Regions from separate parts of the Mus musculus genome. Here regions 2, 3 and 4 are each linked to region 1. A link is a loop called in an ENCODE intact Hi-C map of the cell type or tissue named here. Cell type or tissue: gastrocnemius. All regions are shown on one strand.

Region 1 (5,000 bases):
AGGGAGAGAAGGAATACTAGCATTATTACTTAATATTTTCACACTCACCACCAAGCCTAACCACCTGAGTTCCATTCCCTGGACCACAGGGTGGAAGGAGAGAACGGACTCCCACAAGCTGTCCTCTGACCGCCCACATGCGCCTGTGCACACTTGCTTGCACACATATACATGCAAATAATTGTAATAAATTTAAAACATTTCAAGGTATTTGAATGATAAGCTCTTCCTTAGTTAAGACTACCACAACAACAGGGGCTGGATTTTTTTGTTTACTACGGTACTGGGTATCAAACCCTGGGCCTAGAACATACTAGCCAAAAGCTCTAGCGCTGAGTGTCCCAAGAACTGAATTTAAAGTTCCCAGTGCTACATGCATGCATAACCAGCCTGGGCTACATAATGAGCTCCAAGCCATTATGGGCTACAGAATAAGACCTAGTCTTAAAAAAAAAAAAGTGATCATTGTCAGGCGCCATGTGGCTGCTGGGGACTGGACCTATACACTCTACAAAAGCAGTTAGCACTCTTCTCAACTATGGAGCCCTGATCTTTATATTTTTAAATAAAAAAAAAAAGACACATTTTGTGTTCTGTCTGCATGTACACCTACAAGCCAGAAGAAGGCATCAGATCCCATTACAGATGGTTGGGTGCTGAGAATTGAACCTCGGGAAGAGCAGTTAATTACTGAGCTGTCTTTCCAGTCCCTTTATATTTACCTTTTAATTTGTGCATGTGCATGCACGAATATGCATGTGTGTACTGTGTGCACTCATGGAGGTCAGAGGACAGCTTTCAGGAGCCAGCTGTCTCATTCCACATGGATTCTGGGGACTGAGCTCAGGCAAGAACTGTCACTTCCGAGTCTTCTCGCCTGACCCTGATGGCAATTTACAGAGGAGTGTCCATTTTAGATGCAAACACCAGGATTCAGGCTACGGGTGCATAAAATACTGACCACCCATGAAACAATAAGAACAGGAGAGGGAGGGAGGCTCAAATCAGTGAGTGACAACTACGTCACCATCTTATTATTTTAAGACAGGGAGTCAGAGTAATGTGGTATACTGAGAAACTTTAAGAGAAAAGTTCACATAATGAAGGTAAAGATCAGGGCTGGAGCAATGCTCAGTGGGTAAGAGCACTCACTGTTCTTCTGAAGATCCTGAATTCAATTCCCAGCACGCACACAGCAGCTCACAACTGTCTGAGGCTGTCTCATGGTGTGCAGATGTACATTCAGGCAAAGTACCCATATACGTAAAATACATACAGAAATAAAACTTTCAAAAAATAGGGCTCAGTGGTTAAGAGTACTGACTGCTCTTCCAGAGGTCCTGAGTTCAATTCCCAGCAGCCGCATGGTGGCTCACAACCATCTGTAGTGGGGTCCGATGTCCTCTTCTGGTGTGTCTGAGGCAATGTACTCACATAAAAATGAATAAATAAAGCCGGGCAGTGGTGGTGCATGCCTTTAATCCCAGCACTCAGGAGGCAGAGGCAGGCGCGGATTTCTGAGTTTGAGGCCAGCCTGGTCTACAAAGTGAGTTCCAGGACAGCCAGGGCTGCAGAGAAACCCTGTCTCGAAAAACGAAAAACAAACAAACAAACAAACAAAATCTTAAAAAAGAAAAAGAATAAGAGCAATCAAGTATAGTGATAAAAACAAGAAACAAAGAAAATAAAAATTGAGGGGCTGGGTGGCTAGGTATGTAGCTCAGTAGTAGATACTTGTCTAGCATGTGTGAGTGTGTGTGTGTGTGTGTGTGTGAGTGTGTCCTGAGTTGGTCCTGACCCATGCAGGGCTGGCTCCCCAGCTTGGTCAGAATATGAGGGTGGCCAGCTCCTTCCCACATCCCTTTGGTTGCAGTGCATGTGAGGGTTCAAGCTCAATGTCTCTAACTGCTCCCATGGTTCCTGGCGAGGCCAAGGCCAGGAACAGCACCTGGCACGTGGCTTTTCCCTGAGTAGCTGCTGATGGGAATGTCCCCTTCTAGCTGTTACAGAGAAAAGAGGGATATCACAGTTGGACCCCATTATCTTCTATATCAGCTCTCGCTCTCACTGCCCCAAAGCTCTTAACTGGAGACAGTGTTAGTCCCATGTTCCGAGTGAGAGGAAGACAGGGATGGGGCTTAGTTAAGAACAGCAGATACAGATTCAGAGGGACGGGCTGACTGGGGCGGTAGCCTCACTCCTTAGGCTTGAAGAAAGCTAAGAAAGCTGAGGGGCTGGCATGCCATCCTGTAGAGGCATGTGAATGGGCTGGAGCAGGGTGTCAGCCACTGGGCTGTTTCTTCAGGCTGAGCGTGCTCACCTGGCTTTGTATGGAATAATCCCCCTATTCACCTGGGCAGTGCATGCGACTGTGTTTCTGCTGGGTAATTCTTTCTCCTGGACTGATGGACCTTTGGAATGGCCCCTCCAGGACTGTGGCAGACCCATTCAGAAAGTGAACTCTAGGCCACGTAGAGACAATACTTATTAAGAGTCAGGCTAGATTCTAAGTCCCCAGGTTCCTAAGGGAGCCATTAGTGCAGCTGCAGTACAAAGCTCTAGCAACAGGTGGCGCTGTGCGTTTCTCTAGCATGCCCCATTACCTGAGAGCCAGGAGAGCAGGGAGTTCAGTTTGCCTGTTGAACACCCAGCCTGCACAGGAGGCACTGAAGCAACAGAGGAGGAAATCAGTGACCTGGAGGGGTCACAGGCCCCAGGAACAGGATGGAGAGGAAGATTTGATGGGTCTCAGGCTACTTCAAGCAGGGTAGGGTGGGAGTGGGCCAGAGTCCCATCTAAGGGACACACTTAGATAAGAACGGTGCTGGGGGTAAGAATAGACCAAGGAGCTGTATGCAGAAGTGCCTGGCTTCAGGATAGACCAAGGAACTGTATACAGATGTGCCTGGCTTCCAGCCACTGTTCATCAGCACTGGGAGCAGCCCCTCAAGCCCTTCTGAACAAGATCTCCCCAAACATTAGCTGGTACCTACAGTAAACATCAGCTGGTATCTACAATCTCAGCATCAGGAGGCTAAGGCAGGAGGAAAAAGAGTCCCAGGCCAGTTACAGAGCAAGGCCATTCCAAAAAACCAAAACTTCCCAAGCAACAAGACAAGGATGCTCTGGCAGGGGCAGCTCAGTCTCTGTTAAGACATGACAGGTGCAGTCAAGGTACATCTGCTCTAGAGCTCGGCTTGTTTGCCCTCCATCTTGACTCCAGGAGCCTAACACCCCAGCTCATCCTAATGCATGGGCAGAGGATGTAGTGGTTAACCTGTGTGATATTCACGGATGCCCTGGCCCTGTGCACTGGGAGCTTCTTGTCAAAGGGACAAGCGTGGCACAGGAATCCCAAGAGCTACAGCAGACACCTCCTGGCATAGCCTGTTCTACGCACCAAGCGTGCCTTTCATTCTTCCCCCTGCAGCAAGCTGGCACACCCCTGCCAAGGTCAGAGTTCTCACATGGGGGAAGACTGTTGTTGAGACCTGCTAGAATGTGAGGTTCTACCCTTCCCCAAAATGTCCTCCGGAGCCACCCAGGACCAGAGGTCATCCTTGGGGGACCCAGATCCCAATGCCTGCCCAAATCTGACCAAAATGCAGTCACTGAGGCCCTGAGAAAGTCATCTACAACTTTCCCAGGCAAATCAGCTCTGAGCCAGCTACCACCCAATACCAGTCTCCCAACTCCCCAGGCGTCACGCAGCCCTTTGTGTCCCCCATCCTACCCGGATGCCTTAGTTATGATACGCCAGTGGCTCCATCCTAATCTCACCACGATGTCCGAAGTCAAAGGCAGGGGCTCCCTTTCATTCCTAAAGCTCATGAGCTGCCCGGCTCCCGACCGCCCCTGACTGCAGACCTTCCCGCAGCAGCTGGTCCTCTGCTGCTTCAGGACACCCTCTGCTCCTCTCTTGTCCCTCAGCCTTCCAACAGTTAAGAGGCCATTCTGTTCCCTTAGGCCCGGCAACTCTGGTCCTTCCCGCCTCCTTCTGCTCTGAGCCATCCAGGGAGGGCCCTTACTTTGCAAGTATCAGAGAGCTCCAGGGACCTGGCCCACAACTCACCTGGGGGTGCCACGGAGAGTGCCATGGTTCCATAGTACGAGAAGGCGCCCGTCTCAAACTTCATGTTCTCCTTGCCTGCTTCTACCTCCACCTTCCCCTGAAAGAACATAGGGTTAAGGTTAGCGTGGCTTGAGATGGTGCGAGGCCTGTGTGGCAACAGGAGAGGGGCTAAAGCAGGGCAGAGCACACAACAGAGCCATAAACGCTTGGCCACAGTGCCCTGCAGCATTCAAGGGCTTGACCTGTGGGCACAAGAGTGGCCTCTCGGAGATGACACACAACCTGGAGCAAGCACATTCAAGGGTAGGCCGTAGACTCTCTCGTGGTTCACCAGAAGGCGAGGTGCAGGTGTGGGGAGGCGTGAGTGGCCTGCACACTCAGGCCTTGGGTCCGAGGCTCACCTGCAGGATGAGGACGAAGCAATCGGCCGGCTTGTTCCGGGTGTACAGGTAGTGGCGAACGCAGTACCTGTTGTGCTCATTGAACCTGAGCTCCTGAATGACGTCGGGGTACTTGAGCAGCCGGAGCAGGATCTTCTCTGACATCAGAGAGGGGCTAAACTGGGGCACCTCTGCAGGAGAGAGACAGGACTTCACAGGTGCCCGCCCGGGACAGGCAGCCAACATGGACGTGACCACGCCACTCTGTACTAGAATGGCTTCCTCCCTGCTTGGGCCATTTCTTCAGCCTGCACCTCCCTGGGAAGTACCACGCTTGGCTTCTGCGGCTTAGATGGCATCAGCCAGCTTCCACAGCTCCAGTAGAGCAGTCATGCCCTTTGGCAGACTACTGAACTTACATGTCTCCATTTTCTCATCAGGGAGATAGGGACACGACTTCCCTGGGTGGTCTCATGCTTAAGTGGCACCACAGGTAGAGTATTCTTGGCTGGTGCATGTTAATTAAGTGTTCCTACAATTACTACTCT
Region 2 (5,000 bases), 180 kb after region 1:
CTGAGCTCTTTTGAACAGCTTTCCCCTAGAGGTTCCCTCCCTGACTATTACCCAGGCTTTCAACTGTAGCTCCTGGGCAACCCATATCCAAGCCAGGCTTTCTTGATTGGGCTCCCAGTGCAAGCGAGTGATGCTTCCCTATTCTTCATTCCTGTGGGAGGGAAACCACCAGAGCCAGGCTGAGATGTGGCAGTGAGGTCAGGGAACTTGCATCAGACAGCCCATCATCAAGCCCCAGACAATGGTACGGATGTGGCAGGTGAACCTCCACTCCCCTTCCAAGGGCCTTGGCAGACATTACTAATCAATTGCATCACTTTCGCAGTGAGTCAATCCAGAGCTGCAGACAACCACAAAAGTTGGCTTGCCATTCTTGACCCAGACACTATCCAGAAGTCAGAGTCACTGACTCAGAAGGCAAGGTAAAGGGTAGTGGTCAGAACACATGCATGGGTTTCAAAATGCTAAGGTAAAGGACAGGATAAGGCATGGCCAAGCTAGCAAGGGAAGTAGTGACTCACATTCATCAGGACTTAAGTTTACAGAGGGCTTTCTCTAAATACCCTGGCTCTTGGGGTTAAATGACTCACTTCCATACTACAGATGAGACAGAGAAGTCCCAGAGAAAGGGGGGTGCACCTGGTGCCACACAGTATTCTGATCCATGTGGCATACACTTTCTCTGAGCCTTAGCACAGGTAGCTCAAGACCCAGAGTCAGCTTCTCCTCTAACGGGTCACCCAGAGCTGAAACCCATGAGAAGGTGAGAGACAGAGCCCACCCGTGGCCTGCTGCTAGTGGTCTAACCCCTGAGTGGACACAAACTCAGGGAACATTTGCTGACAGGAGACACTCTGGAGATCTCAAATATTACTACTTAAACAGAGCTGCAGGGGTAGCTCATTGGGGCATGTCTTTGGAGGTTATACCTGGTTTGTGTGTTCTCTCCCTCTCCCTCTCCCTGCTCCTGTCCCCTTGCCTCCCCTCCCCCAGTTGTCTACCCTAAGACAAAGAACTTCCAGTGTCTTGTGGTTCTGCCACCCAGTGGCCATGGGCTAAATAAAACCTCTGCTAATGTAGGCAACAACAAATGTGATGGTTTGTATATGCTTGGCTCAGGGAATGGCACTATTCGAAGGTGTGACCCTGTTGGAGTAGGTTTGTCACTGTGGGTATGGGCTGTGAGACTCTCATCCTAGCTGCCTGGAAGCCAGTCTTCTGCTAGCATCCTTCAGATGAAGATGTAGAACTCTCAGCTCCTCCTACACCATGCCTGCCTGGATGCTGCCATGTTCCCACCATGATGATAATGGACTGAATTTCTGAACCTGTAAGCCAGCCCCAATTAAATGTTGTCCTTATAAGAGTTGCCTTGGTTATGGTGTCTGTTCACAGCTGTAAAACTCTAAGACAACAAAACCTCCCATCTCTCAAGTTACTTCTGAAATTATTTGGTTATGATGATCAGCAAAGCAAGTGACACAGGATGCACATTGAGTCCTTCCTCCAGGGCCTAGGGTTTGGCTGTCCCTCATGCTTTGAGCCACTCGGGAATTCTCTTGTCTACATTAGCCTTCATTTCTATTGCTTGCAAGGAAAGGACCCAAGATTGTCACTGGCACACTGGCTGTGGGAAAGTATAGGTCATAATCTATTTGGCTTCTAGCTTCTTGGCCGTTCCTTTCTACCCCAGGGCCCAAGCAGAAAGCCAAGAACCTTAGAGGTAGGAAAGAGCCTCAGGAAAGGTAAGGTCGGGAAGTAGCTGCTCTTTCAAGACACCCACTGGGAGCGCCTCTTCCTTGCTCTCCTTGTATGTCAGAGCCTTTCCTCCTTTGGGGAGTTTCACAGTCAGGGCCAGGTGGCTTCCAGGACTAGAGGCTCCCCACAAAAGGTTGAGCTGCCCCCTGGTAGGATGGGGAGTGTGTTCTGTAGTCATCTGCTCATTAGTGGTCTCTAGATTCAATTCTGCATCACAGAGGACACAGAGACTCACAGGTAGCCAGCCGGCTGTCACACACACACACACACACACACACACACACACACACACACACACACACGGAGGAACAACCCCCAGCGAGTGAGGCCCTAGTCTTGGGAGCTTGTGCTCATATTTGCCCACCTCGATGGTCCTGCCAGATCAGCGATTGCTCTACATTCCTGCCCAGAAGCCCTTTGAAGAGTTGAGCAGCCACATTCTTGGAGCCATTAGCTAAGGAAATTGGTCTTGATCTGTAACCATGAAGAACAGCAGCTGCCACCTAGTGTCTGAGCAGTGTCAAGACTCAAGTGGTGAGAACCAGGGCAGTTGGCTAGGACTGGCTCCCTAATGGTCCGACACAAGAGGAGCTGAAGGACTATGGGCAATAGATGGGCTCCCCCCCCCACCCCCGGTCCTGATTCGGAAGGTCATCCTTTGTGGCCAGAAATAACGGCTATTCAAGAGAAAATGTTTCAAATATTGTTAATTCTTTTTTTTAAAAAACACCAAATGATATAGCTCAGTGTTGGATACTTGCCCAGCATACCCAAGGCTCTGGGTTCCATCCAGCACACTAGAAAACAAACACATCTAAACATGCCAGGCAGCCTCTGCTCTTGATTTAAAATTCCTTTAAAGCCATGAAGTTTTTCATTGCCTCTGGCCTTCTCTAATGTCTATTCTGCCAGTCTAAGGCTCTGGCCAGCCCAGCAACTTCATGTGGAAGGTAACCTTTGCTTCTTGCCTCCTGTGCTGTGTTTTTTGCTGAGGCCCCATCACCTCCTTTCCTGTGCCTACACACCTTACCCTGGCGGCTGTGCCCACCCAGCATGCCCGCTGCCCTTGTTTCAAAGTCCCCCATGCCTGAGCTCTGTTGACCCCTTCTTGCTCTAGCTCATCCAGCAACCAATAGCTGCTGATTCAGCCAAGCCTCTCATGTGCACCCACCCCATCAAGTCCCCACAGCACACCAAGATCTGCAGTCTAGAGATCTTACCCACTGTTCCCAACTCCCTCCCCCCATCCCCACTTCATTCCCTGGTTCTCTGTTGATGCCCTTCATGCAGCCACTTCGGCTCCCACTGGAGTGGTGCTTAGTTGTCCCTTGCCTTGAGATTGTGTCCAGCCGGCCTCCTAGGTGCAATGATACTCACGCTGCTAAGGTCAAGTGGAAACCCGAGCTCTTGTGCCCTGGCTGTGCCCTTGGACGGCTTTGCTCTACTGTGATCACTGCCTAGCTCGCTTCCCTTCTCCAAGCCCAGCCCCCACACTCACTCTGCTCACAGTATAAACAGACACGCTGGCCAGATGTGTCCGCAGCATCTCCAGACCTGTGTCCAGATGTTGACTCTGCCATCTCCAAGGATACGTTCCCTACTCTGTTCTAGTCTCCAGTGTCCACACCTACCACTTGCCAGAGTCCAGGGCTGGGATGCAGCAAGTGATCAGAGCTTGCTGAGCATAAAAAATGTCCAGGGTTCCATCCCTAGCACCATAAAGCAAACAACCAAATCTGGGAGCCAGGACTCTCTTCCATCTTTCTTTATTTCACATAAAAGCCCAACTGCCTCCTGGACTAGAAGGTTCTAAATGCAGCCTAAGTCATCTCTGGCTTCCTCCGTCCCTGCCCAACAGCCCCCCTGGCTCCTGGCCCCACTCTCTCGCCACTCCCTCGGGGACTTGCTGCTGTTTCTCCATCACCTCCTGTAGCCATTCGCAAGGTCTTCAAAGGAAAATTCCCAGCCATTCGGTTTAAAACTCTGATGGTTGCTGGGCGAGGTGGTTGCTGGGCATGGTGGTGCATATCTTTAATCCAAGTAGAGGCAGAGGGTGGACCTCTATTAGAGACCAGCCTGGTCTACAGAGTAAGTTCCAGGTCAGCCAGGGCTACACAGAGAAATCCTGTCTTAAAAAGAAGCCAAGAAAACCAACCAACCAAACAACTATGGCGGTGGTGATACTTGCCTCGTGTGGGAGATGCACATGTAATGCTAACCAATGCCACCTAAGACAGTTACAGGGGCAGCATGCTTTGACACCCAAGGCAAACAAAGGTATTTCCCACTGAATGCCCAACTCATCACACTTAAGCTGTTTCCAGGGAAATGAGCCAGGACCACGGACAGGGGTGGGGTCAGCACAAATACCAGAGTGGCCTCTGCCTCCTCCCACCATTATTAGCTCAAATGTCACGAATGATTTGGAAGTAGGCTCAGACCACAAGTTATGCCCTGGACACAGACGCCAAGAGCTTTGCTGGCCTGTGGGTCCTCTGGGGGAACCTGTTAGGGACACAAGTGAACATAGGAAGGTGTGTGTACCACAGTGTTTGGAGTCACCTCTGAGCTGAGTTCTCTCATTCACAGAAGGAAGGAGAATCATGTGGGGCTAGCGCATGGGTGCAAAGTCCCAAGATTTCCCAGGAAGCCTGATGTGCATTCATTTCTAGAGTTTTTGCTGAAGCAGAGTGGAGTACAACCCAGAAAGCCACACACCCTACCCTCCCAGCTGTGTATTCTCCAGATGAACCTGCAGAGGGCTCCGTTCCTGCAGCTTGGAACAAGCTACCATTATCAGGCTGTCTGTCATACGCCACCTTTGAGCAGGTTGAGACTAGTGTTACTTTGTAGATGAAGGGGATCCTTCCACGCACGCACGAAGGTACCCTCTGTCTATCCTGGGACCTGACCCCACAGTGTACAGCCCAACAGCCAGGGCATTTGCTAGCCTAGAATCCCTCCTCACGGGGCTGTAAAAGCTCCCAGACAGGTAGCACATGGGTGCAGTGGGGTAGCCAGGAGCTCAGGGCTTGTCATCTGAATACTCAGGCTGGCATCCTGGTATCTCCAGAAGGAAGGTGGGGAGTTGCAAGATGCATCAGTGGGACCCTTACCCTCTAGCTACCTGGTCTTGGAGGACACCTGTGTCCCAGCTCTTTTCCACAGGCAGCTGCTTTCCCTGGCCACCCGTTTCCCAGAGCCAGACATCCTCAATGACACCTGCTGTCTCTGGCCTTGGC
Region 3 (5,000 bases), 160 kb after region 1:
CCCTTGTCTCCCTACTCCAGGGCAACTGAGATAGGCTGAGTTATCTCTGAGATATTCCAAGTCAGGTCCCCAATGGGTGGGACAACCTGTACCTGTGTCCCTTTTCCTGTGCAACTTCCACATGTCTCTTCTGGATGGCTTGGCTTGTGGTATTTATAAGTTATAGAAGATCTTACCTCAGCTCTGTTTCTTAGTTCCCATTTCATCAGAATCAGTGGAGGACATAGAGAAAGAAGAGCTTCGGGTCCAGCTTAAGAGGCACCATTCTTCCAGTCCTCTTCCTGGAGCAAAGCCTTCCAAGCGACCAAAGATCAAAGTGTCCCTGATCTCCCAAGGGGACACAGTTGGAGGACCTTGCACTCTTTCTCAAGGTGGAACACCTGAAGGTGAGTCTTTTGTGCTGTCTTTGATAAAGGCTGATCAGCGTTCCCAGGCTTGGCAGGCAACCCAGCCTCTGTCAGTCAATGGTCACCTGGAACAGAGATGGTCTGAGGTCACACATGGTGGAAAGTGGTAGTCACCTGTCTCAAGAAGGGAGACAATATCAGAGTACTTGTGGGGCCATTTAGAACATTATACACTTTGTCCATTTGGGGTTTTAATTAAGGTAATAGACAGCTTAAAAAATGGAAGGAAGGAAGAGAAGAACCCCAGCTGTCCCTGAATAGCATAGCTGTTCTTTTTCATTTTCCATCTTAAATTCAGCCTTGGTTTAGGGGCAAGTTAGGACTGAACTTTGGTCTTGGTTATTCTGCAGCTGCCGGAGGGAAGCCCATCACCATGACCCTGGGAGCTTCAGCAGGAGCCAAGGAACTCACTGGACTTCTCACTACAGCCAAGTGAGTCTGTCTGCCTTTGCTCTCCTAGTCTTCCTCCTGTTCACTCAACTTCTGCTTCGTTTGGTCTTCAGGGAAGTTGAGATATTCTAGAGTCAGTTGTAGGCATGTGACTTTTTTCTGATTGGGAGCTTTCTTTCTGACAGAGCATCCACTGACTTTACCCAGGACTTGAGTTCTTTCATTTAGGCCTGGCTTTTAGAAGGATAGAGGTGGGGCTTAGGAACTGAAACAGAAACCAAAGATTCTTCCTTGCCTGACGGACGGACTTCACTCGGGATACCCCTTGTGGCTGTGGGCTGCTGCTCTTTGGATAACAGGGCTCCTTCCTTTATTTCCAGGTCAAGTTCTTCTGAAGGTGGAGGTACAGCCAGCACAACCCCATCTGTGGCTTCCAGCAGTGCCACACCTAATGCTATCCACACGCTGCAGAGCCGCTTGGTGGCCACTTCTCCAGGCAGCTCCCTTCCAGGTATCTTGTCTTGGATCTGCTGCTGCAGGGGGTGGTCTTAGACCAGTTCTGGAACTGGAGCGAGAAAGAGTAGCTCTGCTCTCCCAGTGGTAGCAGAAGCTAACGGGAACTGGAATTAGCTTGTCTTTACTGTCTGTAGGGGCTGTGTCCTTTACTGTGAGGATAGACAGTTGCCTGTGTTGTTTCTTCTTTTTCATACCTCCAACTAGATAAAGCTGGAGGTGGTGCTGAACTGAACTTCAGCAAAGTGAGATGTGTTTTACCTCTTTGATATCTACTTTTTCTGAGCCTAGCCTGCCTGGAAGGGCTGATTGCCGGTACCATGGGTTAGGACATTGCTGAATTACCTCTCCCTTAAGATTTTACTTTCAGGTTGTTGGACTATATGTAATGTGGTCAGGTATCAGAATCCACTTGCTTTATTCTTTCTTTTCTGTAGAAGTAATTGAATTTGTGTTTCTGAAAAGTGAGATTCAAGCTCTCCGTTTTTCTGTACAAAGTGCAGGACTGCTGGCTTAGAACAGGTTGGAAAAGTAAATCCAAGGCAGTGTCTGGCATAGCACCTGTCCTTGTGTAGTAACTTCTGTGTGTGCTGGGAAGGCTTTCCTGGTATCTTTCTGAGGGCAGGGTAGTGCTTAAGGGCAAGCTTAGGTTGTTGTAGGATGAAAGTGCTATAGGCTGCTTGTGGGTAATACCCGGGACTGATGTCTGCTGCATCTGCCATGTCCTCTCCTAGGGACCGCTTCAGCCAGCAGCCTCCTCCAGGGCCTCAGCTTCAGCTTACAGGATATTAGCAGCAAGACCTCTGGCCTCCCAGGAAGTCCCTCCCCAGGGCCAGCCCCACAGGTATATCATCTGCTGTACTGGGTAGTGTGGGATAAGAACTTCTTATGGGAGGGATAATATAAAGATAATAAAAATCCTGGAAGAGTACCTTGCTTGCCATGTGCTGAGTGGGCTCTGCAGGCTCTGGTGTTATTGTTGGGTGGTAACTTCTAATCATCTGCTTGTGTCCAATAGGCCACCAGTGTGAAATTGCCAACCCCCATGCAGAGTCTGGGTGCCATCACCACAGGCACGAGCACCATTGTCCGTACCATCCCTGTGGCCACCACTCTCTCCTCCTTGGGTGCCACTCCTGGTGGGAAGCCCACTGCCATCCACCAGCTGCTGACCAATGGGAGCCTCGCTAAGTTGGCAAGCAGCCTACCTGGCTTGGCTCAGATTTCCAACCAAGCATCAGGTAAGTGCCATGAAAATGATGGGGACTTCCAGTTCTGGGTATTTCCAGGTCTTAGATAGGCAAGGTGAACTTTCCTTGATTCTTGGATTCAGCTCTGTGGAACCTGCCCTCAGAAAGGTCTAGAGAACACAGACTGGAGCCCTTCAAATTTACTGACAGCGTAGACCTACCTGCCCAGGAAGAAAGCCAAGATGCTGTTTTGGGAAGAAACTGTTACCTGAAAGTAGAGGCTAGAAATCAGTACCCTGTCTTCCTAACTTTCTCTCTGTCTGTCTGTCTCTTACTTAGGCTTAAAGGTCCCCACCACCATTACTCTGACGCTGCGTGGCCAGCCAAGCAGAATTACCACGCTAAGCCCTATGGGGTCAGGGGCAACGCCGTCCGAGGAGCCCAACTCCCAGATGCTACCATCTAGTTCACAGGTGAGTTGGCCTGGGCAGACCCAGGAAGTGAGCAGGTTCCAGTCCTAGGTAAATGTGGGGCTGGCCACAGTGTTGACCACACCTGCCATTGCGCTGAACTTGTTGGCAGACCAGATTCACATTTGGACTCTGAGTTTCTAGCCTTGTCACTTTGAGCAAGGCAGGACCTCTTTGATTTTCCTTCTCTGTAAAACTGTCTGTTGTGAGGATTGAGATGGTGAAGCTCCAAGGGCATCCGTGACTGGGTAGAATGTTTCTGAGTATTTCTCTCTTCTTCCCTTTCTCCTCCCTTTCTTGGTTTCATCATTCAGACCTTATCAGTAGAGGCTGACTCTTGGACCATGTCTTCATTGCTATCTTTAGGGTTACCCAGGAAGTAGCAGTCGATTCCTCTTAGCGATTCACCTTGCTTTCTTATACCCCCAGGACCACCTGCCCAGGAGCGGCAGTGCTTCTGGTGAGCTGAGCCCTCCCCCGTCAGTGCTCTGCTGGTTACACATATGCAGTGTGATTATGGAAGCCCTTTGTCAGTTACGGTTCCTCTTTCCAGATAACTCTAGCTGTGTCAAGTTAGGGAAAAACAGCAACAAAAAAACCCTAGATCATAGGTGGGGATTAGAGGACGACTTTTTAGAGTTGGATCTTGGTCACTTCAATGTGAGTTTTTACATACAGTAAAACAAACACTGGTTTTATGTTAATCCTTTTTCTGTTACGTGGTTTCTTATGCTTTATCCTGGTCAGTAGATTGCCTTTATTTTATTATTCTTATTTTTTGTGTATGAGTTTTGTCTGCATATGTATGTGTGCATTCCTGGGACCTTCAGAGGTCTGAAGAGGGCTCCACATCCTTTGGAATTGGAGTTAATAAGAACAATTGTAAGCTGCCATGTTGGTGCCAGGTACCAAATTATGACCCTTTGCAGGAACTGCAAGTGCTTTTAAATACTGAGCCATCTCATCCACCTTTGCATATTATATTTTTTGAGAGGATCAGGCCCAGGCTGGTCCTGAATTTAATATGTAACTAAGGATTGCCTTGAACTCCTGGTCCTCGTTTCTGCACCTCCTGAATTCTCCAGTTACAGGTACATGTGTGTCACTTCCTCCAGTTCCTTGTATAATACTTAGGATTTAACCCAGCGTCCCATGCGGACTAGGCAAACACTGCCTGCCAGAGCTCTAGTCCAAGCCATTTTATCTTTTTTTTTTTTTTTTTTTTTTTTTGGTTTTTCGAGACAGGGTTTCTCTGTATAGTCCTGGCTGTCCTGGAACTCACTTTGTAGACCATGCTGGCCTCGAACTCAGAAATCCGCCTGCCTCTGCCTCCCGAGTGCTGGGATTAAAGGCGTGCGCCACCATGCCCAGCCCATTTTAGCTTTCTATTCAACATTTGGCTTTTAACTTCTATTTCTGGATCTTGTATGGTGTGTGTCTGTCTGTCTGTGGTGTATGTCTGTGTGTAACTTGTGTGCTAGTGCCAGAGCTTAGCATTGGGGTTATCTTTCTCATTCACTTCTCCACTGTAGTTTTGGAGACAGGATCTCTCAGTGACTCTGGAACTTGTCGTGTCTGCTAGGGTTGGGCAGACCTCAGGCCTCCAGGAGTGCAGGTGCTCACCGTAAGTGTTGTATGAGCAGGAACCTGAAGTCAGGCCCTCAGGCCGACTCAGTGCTTAGCCTACCGTGCCATCTCCCCAGTTCCCGTTTTGATTTATTTTTTAAGACAGGGTCTTGCTGAATTGCTCAGGTTTGCCTCAAGGCTGTGATCATTCTACTTCAGCCTCCCAAATAGCTAGAATTATATGCATACAGCTAAAAATTTTTCTTTTGAGATAGGGTCTCATTGTATATAGCTCTGGCTGGTCTGGAGTTTGATAATGTAAACCAGGCTGGCCTCAAACTGACTGAGATTACCCACATCTGCTAGAATATGCCCAGCCATCTTTGTTTGTTTGTTTGTTTGTTGTTTACAAGTTTCCCTTTAGAAGGGCAGCATAGACTGCCCTACATTTGACTCTTCATTTC
Region 4 (5,000 bases), 66 kb after region 1:
GCTCCTTGTTGTTCCAGGCCCATCAAACCCTTGCTAGATGCAAGACCAGCATCATCTCTGTGCTCTGTAGAATGGAGATTGCTGGAGACTCCGGGACTCTTTAGAGGATACAGTAGACCCATCTGTCCTTGAAGGGACAGCAGTAGTGGTGGCTGCAGAGCTTTCCTCCAGAGCAAGACATTTACATTGAGGTTTGCAAGATAAGGAGCCAGTGGTCCATGATGAGGGAGAGCGTGTACTAAGGCATTCTGGGAGGGGACAGTGAGGATAAGGAAGTAGAGAGCTTCAGATAGAAAGGCAGGCAGGCTCTGCACCGCATGAGCTTCACTGTTTCTGTTCCTTCTCTTCCCTCTTAGGCACACTAGTCACAGTGAGTCTATGTGCCCCAGTGGTTGTTAGTTGGGCTGTTAGGCCATTCACAGTGTTACTCCTCTTTCCCTGTGAATGAACAGAGTAGAGAAGCTGTGGTGTTCAAGGTAGCAGTGTTTGTCGGGTCTCCCTGTCCTGAAGCTCACCATCGTGGTGCTAGACCTCCAGCCATCCACTGCTTTCCTGCCCATTGATTTCTTTCTTGAGAGAAGAGAGGTGTTTTCATATGTGTGATTTCAGTTCTTTGAGCTTCTGTTCAGTCCAGAGAATGTAGAAAATTGTCGTCTTCTCCATACCCAACCAACTGGGGCTGTCTCAGAGGATAAAATCAAATGTATGTTCTCAGTGGTGTGGTTTACTTTGCTTACTCACACAAGGGTGCAGGCATTGGTCCAAGTTTATTATTTACTTGTAGCACTCTTTGTTGCAACTGTTACCATCCTTGCCCTATGAGTAAGACTCTGAAGAGCAGAAGAAAGTCTGCAGAACTTACTTGGTCACATAGGTCATAGATCTGACTCCAGAATCTCTGCCTCTGCGATTTTGGCTTCTTAGATTTGGTAACAAAAGCAGAAATGACAAAAAGAAGCACAGGGAAACTGGTCTTCACCGAAGGAGGAACCTGGGGCTGGAGGGACGGCTCAGCGGTTAGAAGCACCAGGCCTTCTTGTAGAGCTTCAGTTCCCAGTACCCACATGGTGGCTCATAACTGTCCATAACTCTACTTCTGACTTCTCCGTGCCCTCTTCTGACATCTGTTGGTGTGCATGTGCTGCACAGACATGCATGCAGGAAAAACACACAGACACCGAAAATAAATGTCCTTTTTTCTTTTTTGGTTTTTCAAGACAGGGTTTCTATGTGTAGCCCTGGCTGTCCTGGAACTTGCTTTTTAGATTGTGTTGGCTTCCAACTCAGAGATCTGCCTGCCTCTGCCTCTCAAGCGCTGAGATTAAAGGCGTGCACCACTGTGCTCAGCTCTCAAAATAGTTTTTAAAAGTAATAACTTATGTGCTTCAAAGCACACTGTCAGGAGTAGGGCTGGTGGTGTAGCTCAGAAGAGTATTTGCCATATGCGTGCAAGACCCTGGATTCAGGCCCCAGCACTGAGAGCATACCTAGAAAGTGGAATCACCTGTAGGATGGAGGAAAATAAGTGCAAATCTTACTAGAGAGCCATTGCTGGAATATATAAAGAACTGTCATACAAAGAACTACTACAACTTAATAAAAAGACAAGCTAATAAAATAATAGGCAAATGATCTGAGTAGATTTTATCTGAAGAAGATAAATGGATGGCCAGTAAACATGAACTGATGCCCTCCGTCATCAACTTAGAGAGACACAGATGAGACCACAGTAAGATCCCCACAGCCACCAGAATTTGAGTGCAGAGATGTGGGCGTCATTTGGAACCTACAGATACTTGTGGGGATGTAAAATGATACAGCTGGAAAGCGGGCTAAAGATAGAGATTCTCTAATCTGGTGAATCCCCTTGCGTGTGTGTAGCCAAGAGAAATAATAGTATCTACGAAAAGGCTTGTGCACAGATGGTCATAGCAGTCAAAACGCTGATAACACCTTGTGTCCATCAGCTGGAATATTCGGTGATAAAATAAGTATTGCTATGGGTCACAAGAGTCTTGCATATCATGTGAGCTCTTTCCTGTGAAATATGGTCAGATCTACAGAGACAAGGTAGAGAGAGTTGTCCAGAGCTGGGGCTCTCAAGTAGGAAGGGTGAGAGTGACTGCCAGTGGGCATGGAGTTATGGAGTGGTTAAAAATGTTCTGACGTTATGATAATCATCACCTTAATTAGCACTTACCTGAACCCACTATGGGTGGGTCAAGTGTTCCATGGATGATGTCTCTGTGTCACTGTTGATTTAGATGTGGTTGAAAGATGAGTCCATAGCCCTTTGACCCGAGGAACCCATCCAACTGAAGATCATATTTCTTTCTCCTGTGAACCCAGATGTCGGTGAACACTTCAGAGAACTTGGTAGCACCCTTGGAGCACAGATGTCTTTGTTCAGTTGAAACCAGAGTCTAGTGGCAAGAGACTTCCTGGAATGACAACACAGAAGAGCAAAGCTGTTGGCAGGCTGGGCTGTCTTTTTGTCTGTGACGTGTTTGAGCCTCACACATGGGAGGGAGAGGCAGCCAGGAGTGAGATTAGCAGCTCCCCAGTCTGCCTTGATCAGGCTAGCCTGGATATCGTAGTCTAGGTAGTCCCCATATTTTTACATATATATATGTATACACACACACACACACACATATATATACATATACACACACACACATACACACATATATATATTCTCCTCCTTTTAACTGGAAGAAAATGAACACTAATGTCTTCAAAACACATTTCAAGCTGAGGAAATAGTGATACAACTCATGCCCAGAAAGTGGAGAACTCAGTCCCTAACACCTCCCCACCTAACCCCCACCCCCCACACTAATAATACCACAGACCTGCAAGCACACACGTATGCATACCTTGGGTTCCCTTAGTCCTTCTCTTGATAAACTAATTTTACTTGGTCTTTTTTGACCCATGGAATCTCCCCTGCTCCTCTCTCTTTTTTTTTTTTTTTGAGACAGGGTTTCTCCGTGCAGCCCTGGCTGTCCTGGAATTTGCTCTGTAGACCAGGCTGGCCTCTAACGTAGAGATCCATCTGCCTCTGCCTTCTGAGGCTTGTGCTACCACCATCTATGGAAATCTTTTTCAAAGGAACTCTGACTTCTTAAGTTTTCATGTTTTAACGCTTAGATGTGACACCTTTTTTTTTTTAAAGTTTCTTAGATGATGATGCTCAAGTATATAAGCATTGTTTAGGGGCCTGGAAGTACCCCTTTTTCCACAGCCTTTGAGGAGCTGAGAGCTGAGGTCAGAGTCACCTTGTAGGAGGCCAATGGGGTTTGGTGCTGACAGAGTCGTGTGTCTTAGCTTTATTGCCTGCTCTGAGGAGTATAGATTCTGCTTAGATACTCGGGTTTCCTTTCTGTTCCTGCATGAAAGACTAGCTGAAGAGCATTGTAGGGCCAGTGGCATTGAGGACTCATGTGCACAGCTCAAGAGGAGGCTGCCTCCTAGCAGCACCTAGTAGAGAAGTCATTTGTTCTGTTGCTACAGAAAATCCAGAGCGGGGAAGAAGGCAAATCTGTATAGGCATCTTTTTACAAATGAAAAGGTCGCATCATATAGCAGCTGTCTAAAGACATAGTTATGAAGCTGGGAGTTTAAGATCTGATGGATGTCAGATCCAGATAAATCATTATTTTGATAAAAGTTTCAAATTTATAGATTGTTAATCTGTTAGAGAGTTCTAGAATATACCCTACTGATACTACCCAGGCTGGTATCAAACTTCTGGTCCTAGGTATTGTTCCTGCCTCAGCCTCTTGAGTAGCTGGGATTATAGTCATGTACCACTTTGCCCCCAGCCTGTGTCCTTTATATGCCCCGGGCATGCACACACTTGCTCACACGTGAGCATTTTCTTCTCAACTAGCTAAGAGTAATTGTTGAACTTTGCCTCCTTAACCCCAAATGCACTGTGTTTTTCCTAAAACAGCAAGAACTATTCCTAGCATAATGGTCAAAAAACAGAGGAGTTAAAAATGCTGAGCTCACTGCTACTAGTCTTCAGCTCCACGTGGGTATCCTTAATGCTCCTTGATGTGCTTTTAGCAGAAGAAAACCCAAGGAACATACATTCTCTCTCTCTCACTTATTTTGTGTATGGGGTAGAGTGCATGCATGTAGAGGTCAGAGGACAACTTGCTAGAGTTGGTTCTCTCCTTCCACCCTCTGGGTCCCAGGGCTCAAACTGGTTGTCAGGCTTGGCAGCAAGGCCCTTTCCCCATTGAGCCATCTCGCTGCCCTCTCTTAGTCTTTAATTTGGAGCCACTTTGCAGTCTGTCTTTGTGCTTTAGAGTTCCTGCTTAGGTATGCTCTTTACATACCTGACTTTTCCTTTAAAAAAAAGTATGCTTTAAACTTCGGCTTATTTAAAATAGGCAGGGTCTTACTTTGTATCCTGGTCTGTAACTGTAGCAGTCCTGGGAGCATAGGTATCCACTATACTTGCTGAGACTTCCTTTATGATGACAGATAGACTGGTCATACACTGTGACTCAGTCAGGGCTCTGGAGCGAACCACTTGGTCTCAGACCTTAAGTACATTCCTGAATACCAGTGTTTTCTCTCATGAGATTTCTTGCCTGTGAAGTGAGGACACTGGCTCACAGGTGGCTCGACTGTTAAAGGTACCTGTCACCAAGTGAGTTTGATCTCCAGGACCCAAAAGGTGAAAGGAGAGAACCGGCTCCCTCAAGCTGTCCCCTGACCTCTCCCTGCTAAATAAGTAAACGAAGTGAGTTAGCAAGGAAGATGGTGGTGCTGGCTCGCAGGCCTGAGAGCACTGAAGGCATGTCCCCTTAATGACTGCTGCTACTTACCCCCTAGGTGGATGCCAGCGTGGCAGTAGCTGCTGTGCGGCTCCTCTTCCCACCCCTTTCTTCACATCTAGCGTTAGGCACAGCTTGGCAGTTTGTAGCAGGCTTAGGTTGGGAATCACTGCCCCAGAAGAGGGGCTCCCTTGTGCTAGTTGGTGA

The links. Hi-C counts contacts between places; a loop is a spot of excess contacts. Peaks named below come from ENCODE experiments on the same cell type or tissue, not always from the same donor. Only the 100,000 strongest peaks of a DNase experiment are listed, where the experiment ranks them.
Region 2: it touches region 1 in a loop (4-fold over the local background); 15 of 42 quality-filtered maps call a loop at or near these places.
Region 3: a loop joins it to region 1, with 2.6 times the contacts of the local background. A loop is called at or near these places in 3 of 42 quality-filtered maps.
Region 4: a loop joins it to region 1, with 2.4 times the contacts of the local background. A loop is called at or near these places in 10 of 42 quality-filtered maps.

The regions. Positions count from the first base shown.
Region 1 is chr1:36,499,054-36,504,053 of GRCm38, reverse strand. Cnnm4 (cyclin M4) reads right to left here. Exons shown (of 7, transcript NM_033570.2): 4 at 4,474-4,643; 5 at 4,073-4,169. Among named protein-coding and RNA genes, the nearest start is that of Cnnm3, 10 kb to the left of the region's middle. In gastrocnemius, no CTCF peak of the experiment used is centred here; a DNase peak (open chromatin) is centred at 2,570.
Region 2 is chr1:36,321,485-36,326,484 of GRCm38, reverse strand. It overlaps Arid5a (AT rich interactive domain 5A (MRF1-like)), which reads right to left. Exons shown (of 7, transcript NM_001172205.1): 7 at 2,456-5,000. Among named protein-coding and RNA genes, the nearest start is that of Arid5a, 16 kb to the right of the region's middle. In gastrocnemius, CTCF peaks have their summits at 2,271 (motif pointing left) and 4,517 (motif pointing right); a DNase peak (open chromatin) is centred at 2,264; H3K4me3 peaks cover 300 bases; H3K27ac peaks cover 2,141 bases.
Region 3 is chr1:36,341,224-36,346,223 of GRCm38, reverse strand. Kansl3 (KAT8 regulatory NSL complex subunit 3) reads left to right here. Exons shown (of 22, transcript NM_001310513.1): 16 at 195-386; 17 at 758-839; 18 at 1,178-1,308; 19 at 2,045-2,154; 20 at 2,329-2,551; 21 at 2,840-2,973. Among named protein-coding and RNA genes, the nearest start is that of Mir6898, 5.0 kb to the left of the region's middle. In gastrocnemius, no CTCF peak of the experiment used is centred here; a DNase peak (open chromatin) is centred at 2,482.
Region 4 is chr1:36,432,738-36,437,737 of GRCm38, reverse strand. All of the region lies in intron 4 of Lman2l (lectin, mannose-binding 2-like), which reads left to right. Among named protein-coding and RNA genes, the nearest start is that of Lman2l, 10 kb to the left of the region's middle. In gastrocnemius, no CTCF peak of the experiment used is centred here; no DNase peak of the experiment used is centred here.